Linked DNA regions of Homo sapiens: region 2 is linked to region 1. The links are chromatin contacts, found by Hi-C or POLR2A ChIA-PET in ENCODE. All regions are on one chromosome and are shown on one strand. The core of a region is the stretch at or near the end of the contact, and the rest is flanking DNA. Distances in the headings are between cores, read along the strand shown. Region 1 has its middle 340 kb from the start of LINC01091. Region 2 overlaps LOC105377407 (a long non-coding RNA gene).

Region 1 (5,958 bases), core at 2,404-4,903:
CCCTGTAGTTCAGCTGTCCCCAGTCAAACTCCTCTCCAGCAGTCCAGCTGCCTCTTCAACATTCAGATGTTTCTTCCCTTCTCTCCTCTACTGCACAACTCTGCTCCTCTGCCAGTGGACTTTGGGGTTTCTGAGGGTACAGGATGCAGGGGCGTGATGGGCCAGGGTGATTATGAAAAAAGCAACATTTGGGCACGAAAACAGGAATAACTGTTCTCATTTAGGGCCACAGTTTCCAGGCTTGAGGGTGGGGGCTTTGCTGGGGAACCGCCCTCTCTACCTAGTGTTTCCTTGCCTCCTGTCTGTATCAGTAATATTAAAAAACTGGAAATAATTCACCAGATTTTCTTATGGTTGACTTGGTATCACACGAGTTTCTGAGTATCTTTATACTGAAAACATCAACAACATTAAGTATATCTCATGCTTTCCTGAGAGCAGAATGAGACTTTTGGCAGAGGTTTCAGTATTTAAGTTCCTAAATTATCTTGTCTCTGTGAAAATTCTGCATTATCCATAGTTGTCAATCTGATTGGACAGGATATATGCTAATAAAAATTTCACTTTTAAAAATTATCACCCAAATGTTTTCTATGGTGTGGATATCCACTCAATTGTATGTTTTCTAGACATAGAGTACTTCTTCCTACTCTTTCAATCCAATTTGTTTATTTAAAAAAAGTATAGTCTTTCAGAAAAATATTCTAGTCTCTAAATATTTTAGAGAAATATGATCTGATTGTTATCACCAAATTCATTGTATTTAATACTTTACATTAAAATATCAAGGTTTTTTTTCTTCTTATCAATACACTTTACATTGGTATATCAACCAAAAACACATATAGTTATTTTGTATTATTTCATATTATTTTCTTTTGAGAATTATTATATGTCCTTCACTTTATTCACTTTATTTCACACCTATAAGTTAACTTCTTTCTTTTTAAATTTAATTTAAAGCTTTGAGTTCAGGTAGGTTGAAGTTTCCTCAGTCCAACATGATCTTCATAGGTCTTATGAGATGATTATGATTCCTAGCTAGGAACTCACTGCCCAAGTTTGTAAAAGCATTGTCCAGAAATCCAATGGTTGCTTTACAGAGTCAGTTATTGACTTTCTATATCTATACTTTCTTTCCAAGGAAGCCAATGTCAAGTGGATAAGAGAGAGATAACACCCTGTCTCTTTCCCTAACTCTTCCATTTTCTTACCCAGTTTTTCAAAGCTGCTAAATTCCAACTTTTTTTTTTTTGGCTCAAAAGCAATATTGTATGTGTTATAATGATGGTGTATATAAAAAGAATAGTGATGCCAGGAAGCAAATCTAAATCAGTAAAATATAAAAAACCCATTTGTCTTAACTAAAGAAACCATAGAAGCCTTTCCCCCCTCCTTTTTCCTACTAGGTTAGGTACATAAACCCCTAATTCTAACCATCCTTCTAAGTTACTCATCATTGAGTATGTTGTATATGCAAATATGTAGGTATGTATGTTGTATATGCAAATAAATATTTTCTTCTGCTTCTGGAATCATGCCCATAGTCCATCCAGAAATAAGTAGGAAGGATGAAGGGCAAAGGATTTATGCCAACAATTCACTCAACAAATTAACAACAACAACAAAAATGAATCTTTTCAAAAATTAAGCAAACAATAGCTTTCCAGAGACTTCATCTAGTAGTCTTCTGCTTTCATCTGATTGGCCATAAATCTGCCTCGAGACTATCTCAACGTGCTGAAGTACCTGGGGAAGTGATTAGTTTGAACTGGGCACATAACCATGCTGAAAAAAATCAGCTTTGCTAGAAAGAAAGAGGGAGAAAAAGATGTTGGCTTGCACCAAGTAGTGTTACCACAACTGCCTCCCTGGGATAGATATAATGAAAATACTTACAGCACAGAGAAAATAAAAGCTTTCCAGCTCTATTTTATGAGAAAATAACTTGGAAAAAATGGCAGTGAAAAAATTTCAACCATTGTTTCAAAATATTGGAATGAGTAAATTTAAGAAAGTATTTTAAACTTTGAGATAAGCACAAATTTGACATCTTTTTTTTTTTTTTTATTTCTCTACCTCCCCCCTCCCTTCCTTACTTCTTTTCTGCTTGTAAAATTATAAATGGGTCCAGAGTCTTTTCGTTGCCTAGCACATTGTTTATCAAACTGTGCTCAGGAGCATCATCAGCAGCTGCTGCAGGGAAGCAGGGCCCACAGCGGGGCTTTGATAGCCACTCCCCTTCAAACACAGCAGCTCTGCTGTTGGAGCATTTCTGTCAGGGCACTTCGAAGGGTGGTTGCTCCAAAAGAATTGGAAAGCCACCATATTAAGTCTAATTCTCTAATTTTACAGAAAAAGAAGCCAAATAGAAGTTAAGAAAATTGACCCAAGGCCCAAAGGAACACCAGGGATTAAGCCCTGCTTTTATTTATTTTATATTTTAGTATTTCCGCCTGAAGCTGAGTCTTCTAACTCAGCTTCAACACATTGTTACTAAGTTATCACTGTGATGGTTATTTAAAGAAATTAGCAAATTAAGAGGCTTGGAATAGAAATTCACCTTCTGAATTTTAGCCCAATTAATTGCTATATAATACATGTCTAGTGAAAAATATATTTTGGCATCAGACTCATGGTTATTTTCAGATAGAGATTTTGACTATGCAAAAAGATGACTATGAGATAACATAGCAATCTTTTTCTCCAATAATCCTACATATTCAAATTAAGGGTGAATGATTTATCCATGTGACAAGATATATGGTAAAACAATATTACCCAACACTATATTAGGCACTTGTGTCTCCTGCTTTAGGGATCGCAGAAACTTTCTGTGCCTGGAGGGTATAGTGCCAAATACCAGCCCTATATATATTCAGAAAACACTTTTCTGCATTTCCATTACCTTTCTTCAGTGTTTTTGGCAGAAGTGGTGAAGATTTTGTTACTAGGCACTATAATAATGATGGCACTGGTGCCAATATTTTCCTCTAAGAAGAAAATAATAATTGCATTCACTATATTTAACCTGCCTGGCCAAAATAATTTCTGCTTAAAACCACAATGATGAAGCTAGGAAGTGTGACATTTTTGGTTTTCCTACCAAAATCAGTTAAAAATCTTGTTTTGAATTTGATATAGGTTATTATGATGAAATTCTTATTGGCTTTAATTTATTTGGCTTATGATTTTAATTATGTATTCATTTTTATAACAGCTTGCAGCTGATTAGTATTTTGTCAGGATGGCAAGCAAGGATATGTGTATTCCTTAATATTTGCTCTGAATTATTTGTTTATTATTCTTAATAACTTCTTGAAAAATCTTAATCAGAAAGAAGTTATAGAACAAAGAACTCCAGCCTTGGTCATAACATGAGGAAATAATTTTAGCATTCTGAAAATATGCTGAAGGATGAGACCAGCAAAAATAGGGCGGGGCTTCAACAGCCTTCTCTCTGTACAAACAACAGCTGGATGTGCCTGTTGCCACTGGTGGGGATGGTAATGATGGAAAAAAAACAATGTTTTTTTTTTAGTGTTGGAAAGTTTTCAGTGAAATCATGATGTCACCAGGATATGTTTTGTCTGTGACTATAATTTGCATAAGTTCCTTCCCATGGAACTATGTAAAATACAAAGGAATGTTTTATAGTACGTTTTGCCTCTGTGATGCCAATGCTCTTAACAGTCCATGAAGTAGACATCATGAGCAAAGAATTTCTTTTGTACATTCTCTCAAAGTAAGAACTAATGAAAAAGGAAAGAAAAAGGCTGTGCAAAGACTATAACTTTCACATTGTACTCACAGAAACAACAAGACTGTTTTGCATTCCTGATCTTTGACTAATATTTTAACTTTGTACTACATATTTTTGAGACCAGGATCTACATTCCTTTGTACTTATAGTTTGAGATGTGTTCTCATTTTATTGTTCTTCCTGTTATAATTACTTTGTGCGTTTTTTCAAATTCCTGTCTTTGAAAGATTTCAGTCATCAATCAAAAAGTATTTGAGACAAATTTTGGAGGTTTGGTTTGATATGAAATAAAGAAATGTCTTGATGTAGAGTAGAGGAGTTCAAGTATCCAATAAAATGTCTGGAAATCAAGAGCCATTGAGTGCTTACCCAAGAATTTTAATTTCAAAAATACTATTTGAACCTTGTGGACATGTTCAAGTTGGCTCATGAGTCTCCATGTGAATCAGATGATATAAATAAAATAATGAGGGGCATGGTCAGGTGAAGTGGTGTAAACATCAATGTGCCAGAGACATCCATCTCTAACTTCCACAATACTTTTGCAAATGTAATAGTTGAAAATAATTATTTTACATTTACTGATGACTTTTATTTCTGGTAATATAGCTGATTAGGTGATCTGAATCAACATTCCCATTGGAAACAAATAAGAAATACTGGGTAAAAGTTTTCAAAAAATTATTGAAAGCACCAAATAAGTGGGAACATTAAAAGGCTTCACAGGACAACTTCTAACAAAAAGCGGGAACCTGGAGCAGTAAGGCAATTACTGAAGCCATTTTTATCCTGAAAGCCTTTGTTGAACTCGGTAAACTTGACCTTCAGTTTTGAGGTCTCCACTAGAACATAAAGTTCTGAAGTCAAGGCTCAGGGTCTGCCCAGGGCGAGGAGTCAAGTAGCAGCTCTTCCCTGAAAGCTGAAGTAGCAAAAAGCTATATCCTCAGGATAAAGGTGAACAGGAATTAAACTATCCCCATCCGTCTCACCCCAGAAGAGTGCAAAGAAATTGGCCTCAACCCTGAGCCAAGCTAGAGGAAAAAACAACTTCCTGAGATGTTGTAATGACTGCCAGCTGTCTCATGGATTTATAACAACAATTAACACTATCTGTATTTATCATGCAGTGTAAACTGTGATTTAATTTTCAGCAATTCTTTAATTATTTAAATGATTGGTAGTGTTTCCAGGTACCTGGCAGAAACAAACGTGAATGTTTTTTGGAGGCATCTGCCTTAACCTTAGGCTTCAAAATTGGTTACAAATAAGTAACCCCCAACACCTTGAAAAAATAATCAAAGCATACAAAGGGGAAAAAAACCACAAGAGCAGAACAAGAAGGAAGAACAGACAACACAAAGATACCTGCAAAAAATTTCTCCTATTTTTGAAGCAAATATGAGAAAACAAAGTCCTCTGAATATTCAAAGCCCGACCCTCCTTATACCCTCTGACGGAATATAATCGACTGTGTTATTTCTCCTTTCCACCATTATTTTTGTTTACTCACTTCTTGTTTACAAAGAAATCCTCCTGTATTGAAAGAATAATGTAGGGCCTCATGCTGTAGGGCCTCATTCAAAGTCTCTTTGAAGAAAACAGTGAGACCAGAACAGATACAGGAGCTTTTCAAGTTTAACATACAGAAATTTAAATTGCCATTTTGCCAAGGTTAACACATTGAACATCAGCAATTTTATATGCTTCAGCATAGTATATTAGTTGAGCTAAGCTGCTGTTTCAAGGAGACATTAAATACAGAGAATCAAACAGTATAGTTTAGTTATCTTTCAAGTAATAGTCCAGATATGATTAGCTCATGGCTTATGAAGCAACTCTCTTATCCTCAACATAAGACTTTCAAAGTTTCTCTAATTTTTCCATTTTATAGCCATCTAGCAGAATGAAAGATGAAGCCCAGGGCAAACACATTTCTCTAAAAAGAGTTAAGAGAAAAGTTGAACACATTTCATTTGTTTATATCCCAGTGGCCCCAAATTAGTTAAATGGGGTCGTCCCTAATTTCAAAATCTGTGCCCTCAATAATTTCTCCTCTTATTTTCTCCTTTATTGAGGTTTCTGTTCTACTTATTATTATTTTTGTTTGATTAGAATCCTTTATCTAGCAATTATCTCCAATGGAGTATACTGTTTTAAAAACATTTTTGAATCCTTGGATATTGATACATATCTTT
Region 2 (5,648 bases), core at 3,105-5,604, 74 kb after region 1:
AGCATCTGGTTTTTTGGAGGCAGTTGTGACAGAGCTTCTGACATCAGGCCCTGCTTTTGTTGGCATGAACTGTGTGTGGGTCTCTAACATCAGTGCAGACTTCATTATCATTACTAATGCTGAGTAGTCATGGCAGAGTGTTGTTGTTGAAGTAACCATATTTTAGGAGCCACCTAGAATGTTTTAAAAATTCCTTTTCCATTTAAGCTCATCTTAGGTAGCTAGGAACTATAGCTAGTAAGAGTCAAATGTATCCAATGCTTACTATGTACTATACACTGGTTTAAGCACATCACATGTATTATTTACTGCAAATAATTAACATTGGCAATATTAATAAAATAGATACCATTATTACCTACATTTTACAGGTGAGGAAACTGAGGTATATGGAGATTCAGTAATTTGCCCAATATTAACCAGTAAGTGGTAGACCTGGGATTAAAACCCAGGCATTCCAGCCTCAAAGCTCATACGTTAATATTTCATACCTCCCCTTTTGTTGCCTGTTTTTATAGTGCATAAGTAAATCACAAACCCCATGAACATACATTGAGAATGCTTTCCACCTATCTCATTTCTGCATAAAAAACTATGCTATTTCCTATCCTTCTTGCCATTGCTAGACATGTTGAAAGCACGGCTTACTTTTGCTTTCCCATTCCATCCCCTATCTTCCACTTCCCACTCCACTGATCTATGGCTTCCTTTCCTAATGTTCCCTGTAACTGCTTCTTGTCAAAGTCACCACAGGTGTTATCAATAGTCTCTTTTCTGGTCTTTATTCTGACTCTATCTCCTATGCATTTGGTATGTGATTCCTTACTTCTTTCTTGATTCTCTTTAGCTGTGCAGTTTCTGCGATATTTTTGTGTCCTGCTTTTTACCCACAACTCTGTCCAGTGTTTCTTAGGGTCCTTTATTTATTCTATTTCCTCTGACACACCTTAGAGACCTTTTAAAATTCACAGTCTCATTTTCCTTTTACATTTTTTACTTTCCCTGGATAAACCTATAAATATTCTAGATACAGAAACATTGATAAACCCCTAATTTATACCTTATTGTACAGATTTCTCCTAAGATCTAGAATCACATATCGTATTATCTGCTGGAAATATGTTCCAAAGGTATCTCAAGTTCAAACTAATATTCCCCACATTAAGCTCATCTTCCCTTTTTTCTCCAAACTTCTCTTGCCCCTCCATTTCTATTATTAGATAATACTGATTAATTTTGTTTTCCTCAAGTCACTTCTCCAGTTAGCCATGAAGTCCTAGATACACTCTGGCTTTCATGTCTCACGGCTATCCCATCCTTACCATCTCTACCAGCCCTGTTTTTATCCCTTTGTCCTGCTTCCTGCAATAGCCTTCCTAATTCATCTGCATGGGGTTTCCTTTCTACGTTTCCTACATCATGCACAGTAAGCTTTCCAAAGCATAAAGGTAATTGTTTTACTCCTCGCTTAACATCTTTATGTGTCTCATTACTTTCAGGGTTCAGTGTGAGCTTCTCAGCCAGACCTGTGTGATCTGGCCTGTGCTTATCTAGATACTTTATTACCATACAACTCTGTGTCTACATACCACATTTCATCTAACTTATTTATTTGCAGTTCCCCTAATACACATGCTATCTCATGCACCTGTTTGTGTTTACTATTAAATTCATCTAACACCATTGGCTTACTTTAACTGATCCATCAAAATTCATCTCAGATTTTACCTCTTCCCATGTCTTTTTTTGTGTTCTTCCTAGTGGTAACAGTGTTAACTCTGTCTTACTCACTAAACAGACTTTCAAAAGGCATTTGCTATATCTTTTATCTCAGGATATTCAGGACTTCCATGATGACTGGACTATTGTAGAAACTAAATATTATTTTACCAAATTAAATGACATCAGAGAGAGATATATATATTTATTTGAAAGTTGAGTAAACTAAGGTTCCGAGGGGTTAAGCAATTTGTTGAATGTTAAACTGCTAGTAATTAGCAGACGTGTAACAACTCTTCACTGTTCTTTAGTTTACATTCTCAGGACTTAATAAAAAGCATAAAATGTAGAGGAGACTCAATATATATTTGTTGAAAGGAGAAATGGAAAAAGAAATTAGAAAAGTCTCAATCTTTTTAAACAAAATGCTACAAAGAAGTGAATTTCAAAATAGTACAAAGGAGGAAAGCTATAATATATTATTTTATAGCAAAAGTATCTTATTATGAAATGTAATAAATGATTTGAAGCAAATTTTTGAGTGTGGCATTTTGATTTTATAGGGAGCCAAATTGTATCTGTGTTTTTCATTCTTTAAATGTGCCATGTAGTTAATTATATTGAATAATATCAAATTAAAATTAAGATACAAATAACTTCCATGTGTAAAGGAAAGTAAACATCTCCCAGATTTATAGTAATATTTTGAATGTCTAAAATATTTTCTCATAAGCATGTCTTTTAAAATTAGTAAACCTATGGAGATTACTATATGACATAGACAGGATTTGAAAACATGCCCTGATGATCTCCATCCTGGTGTTATGCCTCATGTAATTTCTTCCCTTTGAGTGAGGGAAGGGCCTATGATTTGTTTTTTTGTCAAAAGAATATGGCAAAGGTGATAGGATATCACTCCCATGTTTGTACTATGCTTTATAAGACTTCTTTTAGCAGACTAGAGCCAGAGTGTCTCCCTTGCTGGCTTTGAAAAACTAATATGCCATGTTATGAGAGGGCCTGTGAGAGCATCACCTGACAGGGAACCTTGGTGGTCTGGAAGCTGAGAGTAGCCCCAGTTTCTAGCCAGCAAGAAAATGGTGAAGTCAGTCGTACAACCACAAGGAGTTGATTTCTTCCAGTACTCATGTGAGCTTGGAATAGACCCTTAGCTTCAGAAAGGAATGTAGCCTGGCACTCACCTTAATTTTCTCATCCTTGTGAGTTTGAGCCAATGATACAGTAAAAGTGAGCCTGTACTTAATGATCCACAGTGACTTTAAGATAATACGTGATGTTTTAAAACTTGCTAAGTTTGTGGCAATATGTTATGCATCAGTATAAAATGACTGCAGGTGCCTCTTCAACCTGTTTAATATGACAAGACTTGCTATAAACTTCTGAATTTTGAGAACAAATAAATACATTAACTTTTGAAAGGCAAAGCTTAAAAGCATTAAAGGAAAATAAAACCTATGATATCTTAAATAATTTGGGTTCCAAAAAATGACCAACAAATTGTTATGAGAAAAATACATGATAAATCAACTGAATGAATGAAAATGAATAGCAATGTTATATATTCATTTTAATGAAATGGAAAATAAAGGAAAATGCAACCATGTTTATCTTGGGTTTAAATCAGTATTCATTCACTGCTCTGTTTTAAAGTACTTTATGGTTATGGTTGTTTTACAAACCATGGCAGCTCAATCTCTATTTTATTTAGAAAAGCAAAAATATGTCAAAAATAAATAAAAGTTATACAAAACAAGCAATAATTTTTAGAGAAATAATGCAAACTTCAATTACTTCTAATATTATTTAACACTGAATATCAATAATCAGCTTCTCTAAAATAATTATGTCTTATATTGATCCTTTCCCAAACATATTTCTTCCTTTCACAGGATATTAAACATCTGATTGGGTCAATATAAAAAAATAACTTCTAACATTTACTTTAAGAATTTTTCAACTTAAGTTTAAGAATATAGCAGAATAAAGCTTAAAGAAAAGAAATGTTGAAGCAATCAAACACTTAGTAGTTTTAATTCCTGATTTCCAAAACTTATCAGAGGGAAAAATTAAAAATGGCCTATACATATTTTAGACTGTTATGTTCAATATAAAAATTCAGATGTAACAGACACCTTATTTGGAAATTTGGTAGATAGAATCTGTCAGGGTTGATCACAACTTGGAGAAGAGACCCAGAGACTGTTACATTGGGCTTGGGACTATGAGAATTTTATTTACTTAAAAAAAGTATGGAGAATTTAAATGCTCAAAATTTGCTATTTTAGGACACATGAAACTGAAGTAATGACTTTTATAGCTGCCTAACTACCTCTCATTTGTAGTTTTAAAATATTAAAATTAAGAATATTGGAAATAAATAAATGATACCCTAAAAATTTCTCTTCCAACTGTGTGAAAAATACAACAGTTTCATGTTACTATCACCTCTCCTATTTTTCTTGTCTTAACAAGACTTTGCTAGTTCCAAATTCTTAAGTGTTCTGAGTAGTCATGACATTATCATTCTGTATTTGTGATAGAATGACTAGCCTTAGATAGCTCATAGAAATTGTTATTCATTTCTTGCTTCATGATGTTCAGGGTACAATATGTACCAACACTTTTTTCTCTGTTTTCCTTCCTGCAGCTGATCTGATATTAAAGTGCTGGCTTTAATAAGTTTCCACTTCAGTCTAAAATAGATAATGTAAGAAACCAGAAAGCAGAGGCTGCCAAAGCTCACTGTTTCCTGAAACCAGATTGCTATTTTACTTCTTCCATTGTGAGAAAACACAGGCCTGCAGAACCTGCCCCACCTCTTCCTCAGAGTCAATTGCACCGTCTGTGATCCAGTCACTTCACTGAGGAAGTGCTCTATGTTGAGGGCTATCATCCAATTTCACTTCTTACTTTATTGTTTGCTTTTTTGTTTAAATTTCATTGCTTTCACATCTGGCTGGTGCAGCTTTTATGTGGTATTAAAAGTATGTGTCCAAATATGTGTCCCAGATGAACATCCTGTTTGCCTTTTGATTTAAATTTCTGTTTAGTAAACCTTTGTGGTTTGGATACAGTGAGGAGTATTTTCGGCAGAACTCCCTACCCACTTCCTCAAAAATAATGACTCCCCTGTCCATTCCTCCCTTCCTTACGTCCTCTGCTAAATTAATACTGTCTATCAGATGCATTCTTAGTGATATTCAAGAATATTACCTCCTCTCATGGTGATAAAAATCTATATCTAAAACATTACCGTTTCAGAAGCTCTTTCCACAAAAAGGCTATTTTACATGCTCTGTCATTAGCAGCAAATTGAAAATGTACCCATCAGGCCCTGGTAGAAAAATAACCAGTTTTTGAATTATGAGATATTTGCTTCATTCAGAGAAACATAAACAATGGCTTTTGAAAAAATAGGTTAGCAACTGTATTTTTTCTAGTCAAAATCAGAAAAGAAATATGGTTAAGGTATTTTAAAAATATTTCCTGCAAATTGGTCACAGAAATTCTATCACAGATGAATATATTTACTTGACATATTGCATAAAATTATTTTTTTAAATAACTGTGGTTTAAGCCAATTTTTTTGAAGCAAAATCTTTGGTTGTTCTTGGCATTTCTTAATTTGCTTACTTGGGGGTATTCTCCCCAAATCCACACATATAATTTTCATTGCCTCTAAAAGGGGTTATGAACACACATCTGAAGGAGAATTGACCACTTGTTTTTTGATGTTTTAAAGCCAACTAAAGCATAAACCTCTTGTTTCCTTTCTGATCCCAGGCTTTTTCAATAAGAACAATGCTTATGCAAGATTTCCTAGGGGGATTTTGTGGTTTGAGGTTTTAATAATCTAGGCTAAAATTCAAATAGGAACCACAGCTGCTTGGATAAGACTCTTAGACCTT

The links. Hi-C counts contacts between places; a loop is a spot of excess contacts on that map. ChIA-PET counts read pairs that join two places held with the same protein, here RNA polymerase II (POLR2A). Pooled maps may share reads with other maps.
Region 2: a loop to region 1 is called in a map of endothelial cell of umbilical vein, with 7 times the contacts of the local background. The contact joins two enhancer-like sites. A Hi-C loop is called at or near these places in 7 of 168 maps with a recorded cell type or tissue (cardiac septum, endothelial cell of umbilical vein, heart left ventricle and 1 more) and 7 of 50 pooled maps. POLR2A ChIA-PET finds 5 or more read pairs at or near these places in 1 of 52 experiments (PC-9).

What each region holds. Positions count from the first base shown.
Region 1 is chr4:123,982,883-123,988,840 of GRCh38, forward strand. No RefSeq gene overlaps it. Among named protein-coding and RNA genes, the nearest start is that of LINC01091, 340 kb to the left of the region's middle. Within about 2 kb of position 3,654, at least 14 of the 41 ENCODE cell types and tissues checked have a DNase peak (open chromatin) inside an H3K27ac peak, as active enhancers do; they include endothelial cell of umbilical vein and heart right ventricle, where a contact is called at or near this core.
Region 2 is chr4:124,056,042-124,061,689 of GRCh38, forward strand. All of the region lies in intron 2 of LOC105377407 (a long non-coding RNA gene), which reads right to left. Among named protein-coding and RNA genes, the nearest start is that of LINC01091, 410 kb to the left of the region's middle. Within about 2 kb of position 4,355, at least 16 of the 41 ENCODE cell types and tissues checked have a DNase peak (open chromatin) inside an H3K27ac peak, as active enhancers do; they include endothelial cell of umbilical vein and heart right ventricle, where a contact is called at or near this core.